Regions from separate parts of the Homo sapiens genome. Here region 2 is linked to region 1. A link is an interaction called in ENCODE POLR2A ChIA-PET data of the cell type or tissue named here. Cell type or tissue: OCI-LY7. All regions are shown on one strand.

Evidence for each region. ChIA-PET counts read pairs that join two places held together with the same protein. Peaks named below come from ENCODE experiments on the same cell type or tissue, not always from the same donor. Only the 100,000 strongest peaks of a DNase experiment are listed, where the experiment ranks them.
Region 2: POLR2A ChIA-PET joins it to region 1 with 10 read pairs; 7 of 35 experiments call an interaction of 5 or more read pairs at or near these places.

The regions. Positions count from the first base shown.
Region 1 is chr12:57,375,403-57,383,402 of GRCh38, reverse strand. The region is part of intron 2 of R3HDM2 (R3H domain containing 2); the gene reads left to right. Among named protein-coding and RNA genes, the nearest start is that of R3HDM2, 52 kb to the left of the region's middle. In OCI-LY7, no CTCF peak of the experiment used is centred here; no DNase peak of the experiment used is centred here.
Region 2 is chr12:57,249,558-57,257,557 of GRCh38, reverse strand. It overlaps STAC3 (SH3 and cysteine rich domain 3), which reads left to right and starts at 6,371. Exons shown (of 12, transcript NM_145064.3): 1 at 6,371-6,565; 2 at 7,921-7,987. The coding sequence starts at 7,922. R3HDM2 (R3H domain containing 2) reads left to right here. Exons shown (of 24, transcript NM_001394031.1): 22 at 1,047-1,144; 23 at 1,484-1,568; 24 at 2,445-3,794. The coding sequence ends at 2,785. In OCI-LY7, a CTCF peak has its summit at 7,983; no DNase peak of the experiment used is centred here.

The DNA.
Region 1 (8,000 bases):
TCTTCCAGATTTTACAAATTGTGATCCCAATGTATTAAAGAAGACTTAATAATAACACAAAATAATAGCTAACCTTTATTTATTTATTTAGAGACAGGGTCTCACTCCAGGTTGGAGTGCAACGGCGTGACCACAGCTCACTGCAGCCTTGACCTCCTTGGCTCAAGCGATCCTCTCACCTCAGCCTCCCAAGTAGCTGGGACTACAGGCATGCACCACCACATTCGGCTAATAAAAAAATTTTTTTTGGCTGGGCGCTGTGGCTCACGCCTATAATCCCAGAACTTTGGGAGGCCAAGGCCGGTGGATCACCTGAGGTCAGGAGTTCAAGACTTTACTAAAAATACAAAAATTAGCCGGGCCTGGTGGTGCATGCCTGTAAACCCAGCTATTCAGGAGGCTGAGGCATGAGAATTGCTTGAACCCGGGAGGCAGAGGTTGCAGTGAGAGGTTGCAGTCAGGCGAGATTGCGCCATTGCACTCCAGACTGGGCAACAAGAGCGAGACTCCGTCTCAATAAATAAATAAATAAAAATTATTTTATTTTTTATTTAGTTATTTATTTTTGAGATGGAGTCTCTCTCTGTCGCCCAGGCTGGAGTGCAGTGGCATGATCTCAGCTCACTGCAAGCTCCGCCTCCTGGGTTCAAGCCATTCTCCTGCCTCAGCCTCCCAAGTAGCTGGGACTGCAGGTGCCTGCCACCACGCCTGGCTAATTTTTTGTATTTTTAGTAGAGACAGGGTTTCACTGTGTTAGCCAGGATGGTCTCTATCTCCTGACCTGGTGATCGGCCCTCCTCGGCCTCCCAAAGTGCTGGGATTACAGGTGTGAGCCAGCCCTTTTTTTTTTTTTTTTTTTTTGTAGGCTGGGCTCACGCCTTTCATCCCAGCACTTTGAGAGGCTGAGGCAGGCAGATTACTTGAGGTCAGGAGTTTCAGACCAGCCTGGCCAACATGGTGAAACCCTGTCTATACTAAAAATACAAAAATTAGCTGGGCATGTTGGTGCATGCCTATAATTCCAGGTGCTCAGGAGGCTGAGGCAGGAGAATTGCTTGAGGCCAGGAGTCTGAGACCAGCCTGGACAACATAGTGAAACTTTACAAAAAAAAAAAACCAAATTAGCCAGATGTGTTGGTGTGTGCTTATAGTCCCAGGTATTTGGGAGACTGAGGTAGGAGGATCTCTTGAGCCTAGGAGGTTGAGGATGCAGTGAGCCACGATTGTGTCATTGCACTCTAGCCTGAACAATAGAGACCCTGCCTCCAAAAAGAAAAAAAAAGTCTGGGTGCAGTGGCTCATACCTGTAGTCCCAGCACTTTGGGAGGTTGAGTTGGGAGGATCACTTGAATCCAGGAGTTAGAGACCAGCCTGGGCAACATAGGGAGACCCCCATCTCTACAAAAGTGAAAAAAAAAAATTAGCCAGGCATGGTGGTGCATGTGTATAGTTTCAGCTACTCAGGAGGCTGATAGGAGGATTGCTTGAGTCTGAGAGGTTGAGGCTGCAGTGAGTCATGATTATACCACTACACTCCAGCCTGGGCCTCAGAGCGAGACCCTGTGTGTTTATGTCTCTGTCTCTCTCTCTCTCTATCTCTATCCCCTCTCTCTATATGTATGTATATATAAAATTGCAATTCTCAGCCTGCCCACCTAATTCTCACTTTCCTGTGAATAACATCAATAAACATGTCACATTTTAGTTGTGATTTATGAAGTCGATACCATTTTCCTTCTCTCAGTAAGTTATATTGTTTAATTCTAGAATCCTATTTTCTTTTCTTTATTAGAGATACATCTGAATTTTATCTTTTTGATGGGATTCATTTGCCCATTCTTTTTTTTTTTTTTTTTTTGAGATGGAGTCTTGTTCTGTCGCCCAGGCTGGAGTGCAGTGGTACGATCTCGGCTCACTGCAACTTCCGCCTCCTGGATTCAAGAGATTCTCCTGCCTCAACCTCCCGAGTAGCTGGGATTACACTACAGATGCCCAGCTAATTTCTGTATTTTTTGTAGAAACAGGGTTTCGCCATGTTGGCCAGGCTGGTCTTAAACTCCTGACCTTGTGATCCACCCACTTTGGCCTCCCAAAGTGCTGGCATTACAGGCGTGAGCCACCGTGCCCGGCCTCATTTGCCCATTCATTCTTATTTTTATGTTAATTTTTTTGAGACGGAGTTTCGCTTTTGTTGCCCAAGTTGGAGTGCAATGGCGTGATATCAGCTCACTGCAACCTCTGCCTCCCGGGTTCAAGTGATTCTCCTGTCTCCGCCTCCCAAGTAGCAGGGATTACAGGTGTGCACCACCACGCTCGACTATTGTTTTGCATTTTTAGTAGAAACGGGGTTTCACCATGTTAGCCAGGCTGGTCTCGAATGCCTGACCTCAGGTGATCCTTCCGTCTCTGCCTCCGAAAGTGCTGGGATTACAGGTGTGGGCCACCGTGCCCGGCCTGCCCATTCTTTCTTTCTGCCCACCTCTCCAATTCCTTGAGCATTGCAGTGGATGTTTAATTTTGAGAATACTAATTAGCTTCAGTAATTACACACCTTGAGGCATTTCAGGATATTTATAGCATTGTAGTTTCGGTCTTGATATGTTGTAGCTTTTTGGCTTTTGTGTCTTTTTTTTTAAGAAAGCTTTGAATTTTGTTCAGAGAAGATTTGTGTTAATCCATCTAAGTGGAATTCAGGGGTATTAGAAGTTTGTTTTGTCAGTGCCCAAGAATATCATATTTGTATTTTGTTCATAGCATTTTGAGGTCACCAAGAGTTTTAAGATGATGTCTTTTGTTGTAGACAAGTTTCGGAATCAGACCAGTATGGAGGATGCAATCTTATTGTGTCTTTGAATAAGTACCCAGGCTAGTATGGGGACTTGTGTAACACAGAAAGAACATCTGCAACCTTCCCCTTGTTGCCACACTTTAATTTGCAGTTAGGCTTTGCAGGATGTGTTGCTGTATTCTCTTTTCCCAGCCATCATTCTGTCTACCTGCAAGGGTCTTTTGTGTAATATTAGTGTCATTTAAATCTGTTTCAGAATAGATTTGATTCTGAATCACTTACTTCTATAATATTTTAACCTTTAGTTGGGAAATGAACTTTCATCAGAAAGATAAAAATGGATTGATTAAGGAAATTTGAAAAACAATATGTTTTTGAGAGTGTCATGGTGTATAGGATATAGTTCATAGACTTGGCTTTGAGTTTTTAGGAGTTAATAGGATTGAATTATTCAAGACTCAAGAGAAACAGGAAGAAAGGTTTCGTTTTCCTACCTGCTTTTTTGGACTTCTTTCTGTTACATCCTATTACATTTGGAGCTTAAAACTAGAGCTTCAGTACAACTTAGTTAATTGAATTATGCTAGTAATTCTCTCTGGTGAGATTATGTATGGAGTTACTGAGTATTTTTAGTATGCCTATGTAGACAGGTAAGGAAGATAAGTTGAAGAGATCAGAAATACCTTTATATTAAATATATATTCTAATATTCATTAATTTCATTTTTAAGGAAACTGTCCTGAAGTTAGAGGAAGCACTAAGTGAAGTAGCCATATATATATAATTTATTTTCTGGTCAGGCCAAGCTGGCTTACATATTATATTGTATATATTACATATATAGGCTTATATTTTGATGTTGGAATATTAGATAACCACTTCATATTTGCTTTTTGTGGCCAATAGCTTATTTAACAAATACTTAATCATTGTGTCAGAGCTATCTGAGAGTAAGGGATATAGCAGTGAAGAAACAGAAAAAAATCCCTTCCCTTATTGAGCTTATCGTTTTTTTCATTTTCTATTTTTTTTTTGAGACGGATTTTCGCTCTTGTTGCCCAGGCTGGAGTGCAATGGTGCAATCTCAGCTCACCACAACCTCCTCCTCCCAGGTTCAAGCTGTTCTCCTGCCTCAGCCTCCCGAGTAGCTGGGATTACAGGCATGCGTCACCACGCCAGGCTTATTTTGTATTTTTAGTAGAGACAGGGTTTCTCCATGTTGGTCAGACTGGTCTCAAACTTCTGAACTCAGGTGATCTGCCTGCCTCGGCCTCCCAAAGTGCTGGGATTACAGGCATGAGCTACCGCATCTGGCCTCATTTTCCAATTTTTTATTGTGTTAAAATCCACATAACAGAATTTGCCATCTTAACCATAACATAAAATTTACCATTTTAACAGAATTAACCCTCTTAACAGTTCAGTGGTATTAAATACATTTATGATGTCATGCAGCCATCACCACCAATCCTTCTCCATAATTATTTTCATTTTGTAAAACTGAGAAATTTTGTACTCATAAAACAATAATTCCCCATTCTCCTCTCCCCCTTTCCCCCAGCCCTGGCAAGTACCATTCTACTTTCCGTCTTCTATGATTTTGAATATTCTAACTACCTCATATAAGTGGAATTATACAGAATTTGTCGTTTTGTGACTGGCTTTAGCGTGTCGTCAAGGTTATCCATGTTGCAGCATATGTCAGAATTTCCTTTTTAAGGCTGAATATTATTCTGTTGCATGTATATACCACATTTGGAACAAATCCATTCATTTGTTGATAAACACTTGCTTCTACCATGTAGCTATTATGAATAGTGCTGCTATGAACATGGATGTACAAATATCTGTTTGAGACCCTATTTTCAATTCTTTTGAATATATACCCAGAAGTAGAATTGCTGAATCAGAACTTAGACTTTAGTGAGAAGAATGAAAAATAGGCTGGGTGCAGTGACCTGTAATTGCAGCACTTTGGGAGGCCAAAGCAGAAGGATGTCTTGAGTCCAGGAGTTTGAGACCAGCCTGGGCAACATGGCAAAACGCTGTCTCTACAAAATACACAAAAAATTAGCCAGTCGTGGTGGCATATGCCTGTAGTCTCAGCTACTAGGGAGGCTGAGGTGGGAGGATCACTTGAGCCTGGGGTTAAGGCTGCAGTGAATCTTGAGTGCACCACTGCACACCAGCCTGGACAACAGAGCAAGACCCTGTTTCAAAAAAAAGAAAAATAATACCACCAGACAGACCAAGATGGAATCCATGAAAGCAAATCCTTAAAATGAGACCCACAAACAGCTCTCTTGATTATAGTTTATCTGAAATTGGCTCTACTTTTTTGCCCTTTCATGTCCCCTTTTTGCCCATGATAGGAAACAGAGTGATGACATAGCATGTAATAATAGTTTCATTTTGTTACAGATTTGCTGTGGGCCAGACACCCTGCAAAATTACTTTGAAAATTATATAATCACAGTATCCTATGAAAGGTGTTTTTTGTTTGTTTGTTTTTTGTTGAGACAGTGTCTTGCTCTGTTACCCAGGCTGGAGTGCAGTGGCATGATCTCAGCTCACTTTAACCTCCGCCTCCTGGGTTCAAGAGATTCTCTTGCTTCAGCCTCCCTTCAGCCTCCCGCGTAGCTGGGATTACAGGCATGCACCACCACACCTGGCTAATTTTTGTATTTTTAGTAGAGATGGGGTTTTACCACGTTGGTCAGGCTGGTCTCAAACTCCTGACCTCAAGCAATCCGCCCACCTCGGCCTCCCAAACTTCTGAGATTACAGGTGTGAGCCACTGCCCCTGGCCGAAAGGTTTCAACTTGCTTATTTTACATTGAGATAAAGAGAGGCTTAGAGAGGTGATTACTTATCTAGGATCACAAAGCCTGGTATGTGATAGGGCTAGGTAGGCATGGTCCTAATGTTATCAAGCAAAAGGGGCTTGCTGCCCAATGCACTACAAGCCAATACTATGACACTGAGTTTTTGAGAAAAGAAAAGCTTATATTGCCAGTTGACTCACAGGAGTCAAGCTCAAATCTGTCTCCTGGTGCAGTAATTTTATTAGAACAGGTTTAGCGGGTAGATTCTGGGATTACTAGGTGATTGGTGGAAGGAAAGGGGAGGTCTAGAAAGTCCTTGGCAGTACCCAGTTATCTCTTCATGACTCCTCATGGGTCCCATGTTCAAATTTGGGAGGAGTTAATATGAAGCATGTGGTGGCAATTCAGGCTGTGATGACGCTCCTTCAGAGTGAACTCTAGTTGGCTATATTGGTTGCAACTGATTTCAGCCAGTTTTGTTATCTTACAAGCAGAAGGAGTTTCAGTGTTTCAGAAAGTTGTTTCTTATCTGCTATCTTGCAAACTCAAGACTTTCTGTTAGTTACTGGTTTAAGTTTTTGGGGCATGGTTTTACTAACAACTTCAGTCCCTGGGCAACAGCATGAATGGAAGCCCACATTCCATATTTTTAATTTTTTTTTTTTTTCTGAGACCAAGTCTCTTTTATTTATTTATTTATTTATTTATTTAGCGTGGACCCAAGGAGTGAGCAGCAGCAAGATTTATTGCAAAGAGCGAAAAAACAAAGCTTCCACAGCATGGAAGGGGACCCAAGTGGGTTGCCCCTTTTTTAAAATTTTTTTTTATTTTTTATTTTTTTTACTGAGTCTCATTCTTTTGCCCAGGCTAGAGTGCAGTGGTGTCATCTCGGCTCATTGCAACCGCCGCCTCCTGAGTTCAAGTGATTCTTCTGTCTCAGCCTCCCAAGTAGCTGGGATTACAGGCACTTGCCACCACACCTGGCTAATTTTTGTATTTTTTAGTAGAGATGGGACTTCGTCATGTTGGCCAGGCTGGTGTCAAACTCCTGACCTCAGGTGATCCGCCTGCCTCAGCCTCCCAAAGTGTTGGGAGTATAGGTGTGAGCCACTGCCCCCGTCCCCATATTTCTAAATATTTAGTAGTTATAAATCAAGATTTTTAAAAAAGGAACTTAATAATTTTATTTCACTACAGCCTTGAACTTCTGGCTTCAAGTGAACCTCCTGCCTCATCTTCCTGAGTAGCTGGGACCACAGGCATGTGCCACCTCACCCAGTAAATCAAAATTAAAAAACTGTTAGAACTTTGAGGGGAAATTATTTTTTGAGACAGAATAGGATGGTTCAGGGATATCCTACAAGCCTAGTCTCCATCTGTACCCTTCCCGTTGTTTGTCCCTTGCCCACCATTCAGGCAATGGAACGTGTATAACAGAAGGTTATTGTCCATGGAAGGACAAAGTTTGAGATGAGAAGAAATCCACTGAAGGCCCTGATTGGGGTTTGGGGCTGCTTAGGCAGGAAAACCTGGGATCTGGAGCATAGCTGAGAGTAGTCGAGTAAGGCTCTTCAGGTAGGTATGTCCTCTGGTCCCATGGACATCTTGCCCTGAGGGCATGGGCAAGTCAGAGGAGGGTCATAGTGGTTCTATCTTCAATGAAGGACCCAGAATAGGTCCAAGACCAAGAGTGCCAGAACTCAAAACTGGGCCCCTTTGACCATGCTGTCTGTTGTTAATAGTAAGAAAGCCTGGGTTTACAGAATGAGATGATGGCTTACTCTGGTTGATGGAGAGGGGTTAGAAAGCAGCTGATCTGGCTGGGCATGGTGGCTCACGCCTGTAATCCCAGCACTTTGGGAGGCCGAGGTGGGTGGATCACGAGGTCAGGAGATCGAGACCATCCTGGCTAACATAGTGAAACCCTGTCTCTACTAAAAATACAAAATATTAGCTGCACATGGTGGTGTGGGCCTGTAATCCCAGCTACTCGGGAGGCTGAGGCGGGAGAATTGCTTGAACCAGGGAGTCAGAGGTTGTAGTGAGCCGAGATTGCACCGCTGCACTCCAGCCTGGCGACAGAGCAAGACTCCGTCTCAAAAAAAAAAAAAAAAGCAGCTGATCTGACCTGGATAAGTACTTTAAATGGACCATATTTTGAAAGAACCAGCCTGTTTCTCCTTTGAAAATACAGTTTAGTATTTACTCATAGAGTCTAGAGAATTTAAGAATTGAAAAAACGCTGCTTCTTCCAAGTGCATTCTGTTCTGGTCTTTGCACAGTGTAAGTTGAATGGCACAGTTATGAAGAGATATAGCCATTTTTTTCCTCTAAAAATAGGTGAGGCAGGAGCATATTCATCTGATATTCATCTGATTATATGTTGG
Region 2 (8,000 bases), 130 kb after region 1:
ACTTAAACTCAGAAGTAGACCTCACTTCCTAGTCTGTAAAATGGGGTTAATCACACATAAGATGGGAATTTTATCTGCTTTCTGCCTTAGCTGTCACAAGCAGTATAAAAATGAGAATGTAGTTTAAAAACTTTAAAGTGCTCTGAAATGTAATATTTATCAATAATAGGTAACACTTAATGGTACTTAATATGTACCAGGCATTGCTATAAATGCTTTACATGTCTTATATTTGTTTAACCTTTCCAGCAACATTAATGAGGGAAAAAAATACCCAACGTTAGATCATATTTCCAGTAACAGAGCCACTATTTTAACCCAGGCAGTCTGGCTCCACGACTATGCTCTTGTCTACTGTGCTTATACTGCCTCTCACATGAGTCAGAAACTTGAACCCTGGGTTTAGGGGTTGGGAGAATCTATATAAGAGATAAAAGACAGCCGGGCGCAGTGGCTAACGCTTGTAATCCCAGCACTTTGGGAGCCCGGGGCAGGCGGATCACCTGAGGTCAGGAGTTCAAGACTGCCTGGCCAACGTGGTGAAACCCCATCTCTACTAAAAATACAAAAAAAAATTAGCCAGGCGTGGTGGCACATGCTTGTAATCCCAGCTACTCGGGAGGCTGAAGCAGGAGAATCGCTTCCCAGGAGGCAGAGGTTGCAGTGAGCCGAGATCATGCCATTGCACTCCAGCCTGGGTGGCGAGTGAAACTCTGTCTCAAAAAAAAAAAAAAAGAGAGATAAAAGACATTCATAAGGGTCTGTAAGTTTCTTCCCTGGTCATTTTCATAGGACTGTTGTCTACAGTGGATAGAGCCTTTCTTCAAGGATGATGGGACCTAGTAGTCCCATTTATCTGTGAGACACAGTTGAGAGCCAAAGGATTTAGGAAGAGAAACAACTCTTATACCAGTCGCATGGGCATTTCCATCATAGAAAATTAGGAATAGTATGCATTGTTGCTGTCTCCAAAGCCCCTTGAAGTCTTATAAAAGTCATACTATGAAGCTTAAGCTCCCAGAAAACCAATTGCTCTTACTCCCTAGGTGATGGGCGCTACTCCCTTTTGGGCCAGCCATTACAGTACAATCTGTCCATCTGCCCTCCCTTGCTCCATGGCCAGTCAACTTACACGGTGCACCAGGTAAGGGTGTCCACCAGCAACTGTAGGGCCATCAGACCCCTCTTCTTATTTGGGTGCCTGTGTCTGAGCTTCAACCAGCTGGGTATACAAGGGAAATAACACAGAATGAACAAAGCAGGAGCCTTGCCCTACCTCCTATACTCATGTCTCCCACCCGACCCCCATGCCAAGAGGGAGGGGCTCTTTGTTTCTCAGTCGCTGCTCCATGGCCAACCTGACTGCCTAGTGGGGTGGGGTCCTCTGGGTTGGTGCTACTCCACAATCTCTCAGGCAGACATTCTGATGCAAGGCAGTCAATGTTGTTTACATGGGATGAGAGTCGTCTTTCAAATGTTGAAGGGACAGAGTGGACTGAAGCATGGAAACCGGGGCAAGAGACAAGCACTCAAATCTGCCTCCACTGACCTGGGGACAGCAGATGTTGGTGAGTCACGGGATGCTGAATCCCCAAGAGAAGGTGCCCACCCTTCCAGCGCTTAATTACCAGTCCAGCATGGGTGGGAAAAGCCAGCTTAGGATGGGGAGTGGAAGTGGGACCCTTTGTGCTCAAAAGCAAGCAGAAACTGGAGAAGTGAAGTATCTCAGTCCTCCCTACCAAGCCATCTCAGATTCTGAGGAAGATCATGGTAAAAAGTGGGAATAACACAATTATGGGAGTTGCCTCTTATTAACAAAGAGTTTTCTAATTAGTGTCCTGTCCCTAATCTACGACATCTACCTTTGGTAGTCCTAGACCCAGTTTAGGAGAAGATTGGTAGAGAATATGGGGGAGAAACTCTCGTCCTACAAGCCTCCCACTAGGTGAACAAGATCTGTCTTGGGATTTGGAGCAATTTCCTAAACAAGGAAAGGAAGGGAAACTTGACTTCCTGAGATGATAAGAAGGAAGAATCTATTTGAGCCAGCCTCTGAGTGGGAAGGGAACTATGGAACATATTTCAGATTGATACATTATTGTTAAAGAACATTAGCAAAAGCCACATTTTCTTCATAGCAGTAGCACCTTGTGAGAGAACTGAGGTATAGGTTCTTAGCTCAGAAACCCAGGATTCTGATTCCCTGTCCCTTCTTTCCTGTATCTCTGGGCTAGGAGAATAGAAAGGTTCATTTGTTTTTCTCCTAGTTGCCCTGATCAGAGCTGGGATGGTGGGGAGGGGAAGAAAGGGCTAAGAGAGAAAGGCCAGGCTTTTGAAGACATTGTATACAGACTTAGTCAGCTGGACACTTCTCTGCTGGGCTGCTGTCAAGTCCTTCCTGTCCTATTCCTCTCACAACCATGTCCTCTCTCCTCCCCTTCCAGTCCTGGGGCGGGTGCTGGAGGTGACAGATCTCCCTGAGGGCATCACCCGTACTGAGGCGGACAAACTCTTCACGCAGCTCGCCATGTCTGGCGCCAAGATCCAGTGGCTCAAGGATGCTCAGGGGCTGCCTGGAGGGGGTGGGGGGGACAACAGTGGGACTGCTGAGAATGGCCGCCACTCGGACCTCGCTGCCTTGTACACCATTGTGGCTGTGTTCCCCAGCCCCCTGGCTGCCCAAAATGCCTCCCTTCGTCTCAACAACTCCGTGAGTCGCTTCAAACTTCGAATGGCCAAAAAGAACTATGACCTGAGGATCCTGGAGCGAGCCAGCTCCCAATAAATGGAGGAGGGGAAAGGGACTGTCACAGAAGGAGCAAGGGCAGGGTGGAGGGGGTTGAAGGATCCTGACAGACCATGGACAGAGGCAGGAAGTAAGGAAACTGATGTTAAACTGGAACCTAAGACAGTGATGAAGATGGAAACACAGATACCTACACTGGCATTGGACTCCTTCTTGCTCCCCTGCCATGGGTCCTCTCTTTTTCCCTGGTTGACCCCCCTTGCATCACTCTTCTTCCCATCCTCTTCTTTTTTTTTTTTTTTTTTTTTTTGAGACGGAGTTTCGCTCTTGTCACCCCAGCTGGAGTGCAGTAGCACGATCTTGGCTAACTGCAACCTCCAGCTCCTGGGTTCAGGTGATTCTCCTGCCTCAGCCTCCCAAGTAGCTGGCACTACAGACACGCGCCACCATGCCCGGCTAATTTTTGTATTTTTAGTAGAGACGGAGTTTCACCATGTTGGCCAGGCTGGCCTCAAACTCCTGACCTCAGGTGATCCACCTGCCTTGGCCTTCCAGAGTGCTGGGATTACAGGCGTGAGCCACTGTGCCTGGCTTCCATCCTCTTCTATCATTTTTTTAAATCTCTTCTCCTATCATAAAATTAATTTCTCATTTTTTGGTCAGGTAGAATTGGGAAAGTCCCACACTGTCCTCCTATTACCTTAACATCCCAAGCTTCCTTTCCTTTTTTGGTCTTTATGAATATATTTATATGGACAGAATTAAGATAAACAAAATTGATTGCCCCATTCTCTCACTTCCCCATCTTGTCTTCCTAGACCCCACAGAGTTAAAACTTGGGATTCCCCTGGCCCCCCCAGAACACTTGTATATTGTTTGTTTGAGGTTCGTGCCGCAGTAACAGACACAGTATTTAATTGCACATACAGATGTTTGCTGGGTATATTCACTGTAAATTTTATTTAATCTGTTTTTTTGTTTGTTTGGGGGTTATTTGGGGGGAGGTTGGTTTTGTTTTTAAATATAAAAAAAAAAATCTGTCACTGGACATCAGTCACTGTTTCTCTGTTGCCGCCCTGGTATGGGTAAAGGGTTGGAGGCCCTGGGTAGGTATAGCCCTACAGCTGTTGGAGGTGTTTGTCGTGGGTTGGGATGGCTTTCTCTAGCATACGCACACTATTTTAACACCATTCCCTCTGTCTCATCCTCTTCCCTGTACACGGTTCTGATAGATGGCTAGATCTCTAATGGGACCATGGCTTTGGGCTCTCCCGGTTCTGCCACTGTGGTTCATCGAGCATATCACTTCTCAACTCTGGATCTGTGTCCAGATCAGTAAAATAAGAGACTTGGACTTAGTAGGTGACCTCTAGGTTTCCTTCCAGACTATTAATTCTGTGGTACTGTGTACTCATTTAGGGCCCTTGTAGTTGAGTTTTGAGATAGGGTCTTGCTCTGTCACCCAGGCTGGAGTGCAGTGGCAGATCTCAGCTGACTGCAGCCGCCTCCCGTGTTCAAGCGATTCTTGTGCCTCAGTCTCCCGAGTAGCTGGGATTACAGGCGCGATCTAGCATGCCTGGCTAATCTTTTTTTTTTTTTTTTTTGCTATTTTTGGCAGAGACAGGGTTTTACCATGTTGCCCAGGCTGGTCTTGAACTCCTGGGCTCAAGTGATCTCCCGCCTTGGCCTCCTAAAGTGCTGGGATTACAGGCATGAGCCACCACTCCCAGCCCAGCTCGTCTTCTGAAAACCCTTTAGGGATGGAGAACTTGGGCCTTTCTTTTTTTTTTTTTTTTGAGATGGAGTCTCGCCCTGTTGCCCAGGCTGGAGTGCAGTGGCGCGATATCTCGGCTCACTGCAACCTCCACCTCCCGAGTTCAAGCAGTTCTCCTGCCTCAGCCTCCTGAGTAGCTGTGCCCCATCGTGCCCAGCTAATTTTTGTATTTTTAGTTGACATGGGGTTTCACCATGTTGGCCAGGCTGGTCTCGAACTCCTGACCTTGTGATCCACCCGCCTCGGCCTTCCAAAGTGCTGTGATTACAGGCGTGAGCCACCGTGCCTGGCTGCCTTTCTTTAATCCTAAAGCTGGAGGATTGGGTTTTACCTGTCAGGGACAGAAGCAGATTTTTATTACAATGAAAGCTACAGCAACTGAACTCGCAGTGCCAAGATGCTGTATTATCCAAACATGCTCAGCAGTCCCTGTCCTATGTGGCTGAAAAAAGACGAAGAGCAGAAGTCATCTTGCCTGCAAGATGGAGCTTTTCCTTTAGAGCATCTCAAAGCAAGCCCTGTTGTTCTGCAGCCTGTCAGAGCAGGGCCATTAAAGAACCTGCAGAGTCAGAACCATCCTGCACCCCCTTTTCAAACTCCCCCCTTAAATAGAAAAAAGTAGTGGGTGAGAATGACAAAGCACGTTGCCCTGGAAATCTCTTGGGTCCAAGTAGCTGTATCCCTAACGACGATCCTACAGGAGCTTGCCTGACCCAGTCTCCAACACAGTCCTTTATTTCTTACAGATACAAGGAATAGAGCAGCACTGCATTGCCACCTCTAAATTGCTCTCCCCTGAGATGGGAGTATCTCCTCTTTCATCCATGTCACAGCCCAAAGAGTAGAAGGGTGCACCCCTGTGAGATGAGAATGGCATCTGTCTCTTTGATCCATCAGTTATATACTGAGGCATCAAAGGTGGGAGATGGAATCAGGGAATCAAAAGGGTTTAGGAAGTGTGAGGGTTGGCCATCCTACCTTTAAGAGTTTGCAGTTCTCATGAGGAAGGGGACATTACTTAGAAATGATTTAAAAAATTCCTTATGTGGCAGCTATATGCTTCTGTCCAGTGTTAACTGGCCCTTTTTAATAGCCCTGGTAATTCCCTTCAGTCTGAGGACAAAATTTTACAAGAAGGAGGGTGGGGAGATGTCTCTGGGAGCTGCTGGAGGGAATGAAGCAATACTACATATTCTTCACTTTCTTACAGGATAGCAAAGTACTCCTCCAACCACCTACAGATAAAAAGCAATCTAGCCATGCACGGTGGCTCACACCTGTAATCCTAGCACTTTGGGAGGCCAAGGCAGGCGGATCACCTGAGGTCAGGGGTTCGAGACCAGCCTGGCCAACATGGTGAAACCCCATCTGTACTAAAAATACAAAAATTACCTTGGCGTGGTGGTGGGCGCCTGTAATCCCAGCTACTTAGGAGGCTGAGGCAGGAGAATCGCTTGAACCTGGGAGGTTGCAGTGAGCCCGGATCGCTTCATTGCACTCCAGCCTGGGCAACAAGAGCAAGACTCTGTCTCAAAAAAAAAAAAAAAAAAGCCATCTAGTATGGCTGATAGGAGAGCTCTATGAGTTCAAATTAGTCTTTTTTTACCCTGTCTCAAAAAATAAATGAAAAATAAAAATAAACTCCCCTTAAATGTTAAATGAGCATGAACAGAAACTGTCCCTTCCTGAATTCAGCCATTATTCACCTGTTCGCCTTAGATGAAGAATCAAGGAACAGCAGCTCTAGGGGGTTGGGAGGAGTTAGGGTCCGGCCCTGCCCCAGACCTCTCAGTGTCCAATTTCTCTGTGTCAGCTGTGTTTCTCAGCTGTCCACTTTCCTCCAGCCCTGTCATTTCAGCCCTGACACCAAGGCAGGAGGCTAGGAGGTCTACAAATAGCGACTGGGTAGCTGGTGTGAACACAGGGGGTACTGGGGGGGCTTAGCCCCCAAGGAAGAGGACCAGTTTTTCCCCAGCACCACCATCAAGGCCTCGAGGCTCCCAGCTCCCTCTACAGCCTGTGGACTGACTTAGGGAATCCCGAACGTAAGTTACCTCTTCATCCTCTTGATTTCCACGACTGCTCACCCCAGCTGCCCTGATCTATAATCTACTCAGCTTCTTCATTTCTCTCCTTGTCTGTGAGTCTTTTGGGTTTTAGGCGTAAAATTATTATTCTACTCTAGGATGAGTTTGGATTGAAGCGGGGGGTGGGGGTGGGGGTGGGGTGAAGGGAATGAAGTAGTAAGGGAAGGAAAGGCTCATATTACCCTGAAAACTTAAAATAGCTGAGCCCTGAGGCAGGCTGGGACAGAACTAGGCACAGGGCCCCCAGGGCTCAAGAAAAAAGTAGGGGAGGACAAATGTCTCCAGTCCATCCTTCCTTGTGTGCACACGAGGACACACATTAAACCTCTTGAAGAGAGGAGATCTGGGAAGGTATGCATCACATCTCTGTTGCCCACAGATTTCCAGGAGAAACAAAGTACCTATAGGAAAATGACGTAAACCACGCAGCTTTGAACACTGTGTAAGGGCTGTAAACTATGGGGTCGCCCCTCAGGATGGAAGGATGAGTATCAGTTTGAGGAACTAATTGGGAAGCTCTTTAGTCTGTTGGGCTTTTTTTTTTTTTTTTTTTTTTTTTTTGAGACGAAGTCTTGCTCTGTCACCCAGGCTGGAGGGCAGTGGCACAATCCCGGCTCACTGCAACCTCCGCCTCCCGGGTTCAAGCGATTATCCTTCCTCAGCTTCCTGAGTGGATGGGATTACAGGCGTCCGCCACCACACCCGGCTAATTTTTATATATTTAGTAGAGATGGGGTTTCACCATGTTGGCCAGGCTAGTCTTGAACTCCTGATCTCTAGTGATCCGCCTGCCTCAGCCTCCCAAAGTGCTGGGATTACAGGCATGCACCACCACACCCGGCCATGTTAAGCTTTTTTCTAGACCTCCATGAAATCTGTTAATAAAACCTGCCAAAGGATCTGTATTTGGCCCAGTGCAGTGGCTCACGCCTGTCTCAACAATTTGGGAGGTTGAAACAGGAAGATTGCTTGAGCTAGTTCGGGACCAGCCTAGGCAACAAAGCAAGACCATGTCTCTACAAAAAATAAAAAAGTAGCCAGGTAGTGTGCACCTTGTGTTCCAGCTACTCAGGAAGCTGAGGTAGGGGGATCGCTTCAGGCTGGGAGGTCGAGGCTGCAGTGAGCCATGATCACGCCACTGCACTCCAGCCTGGGTGACAGAGTGAGACCCCATCTCAACAGTAACAACAGCAAAATCTCTCATCACATTTCTCCGAAAGCCTCCCCTTTGAGGACCACCCTACTGCAAGGGACAGAAAGGGAGAGAAGAATGAAAGGGATTAGATTTCATAGTGGGGTCCAACCTCTTGCAGGATGACAGAAAAGGAGGTGCTGGAGTCCCCTAAGCCCTCCTTCCCAGCAGAGACTCGGCAAAGTGGGGTGAGTCTGGGCC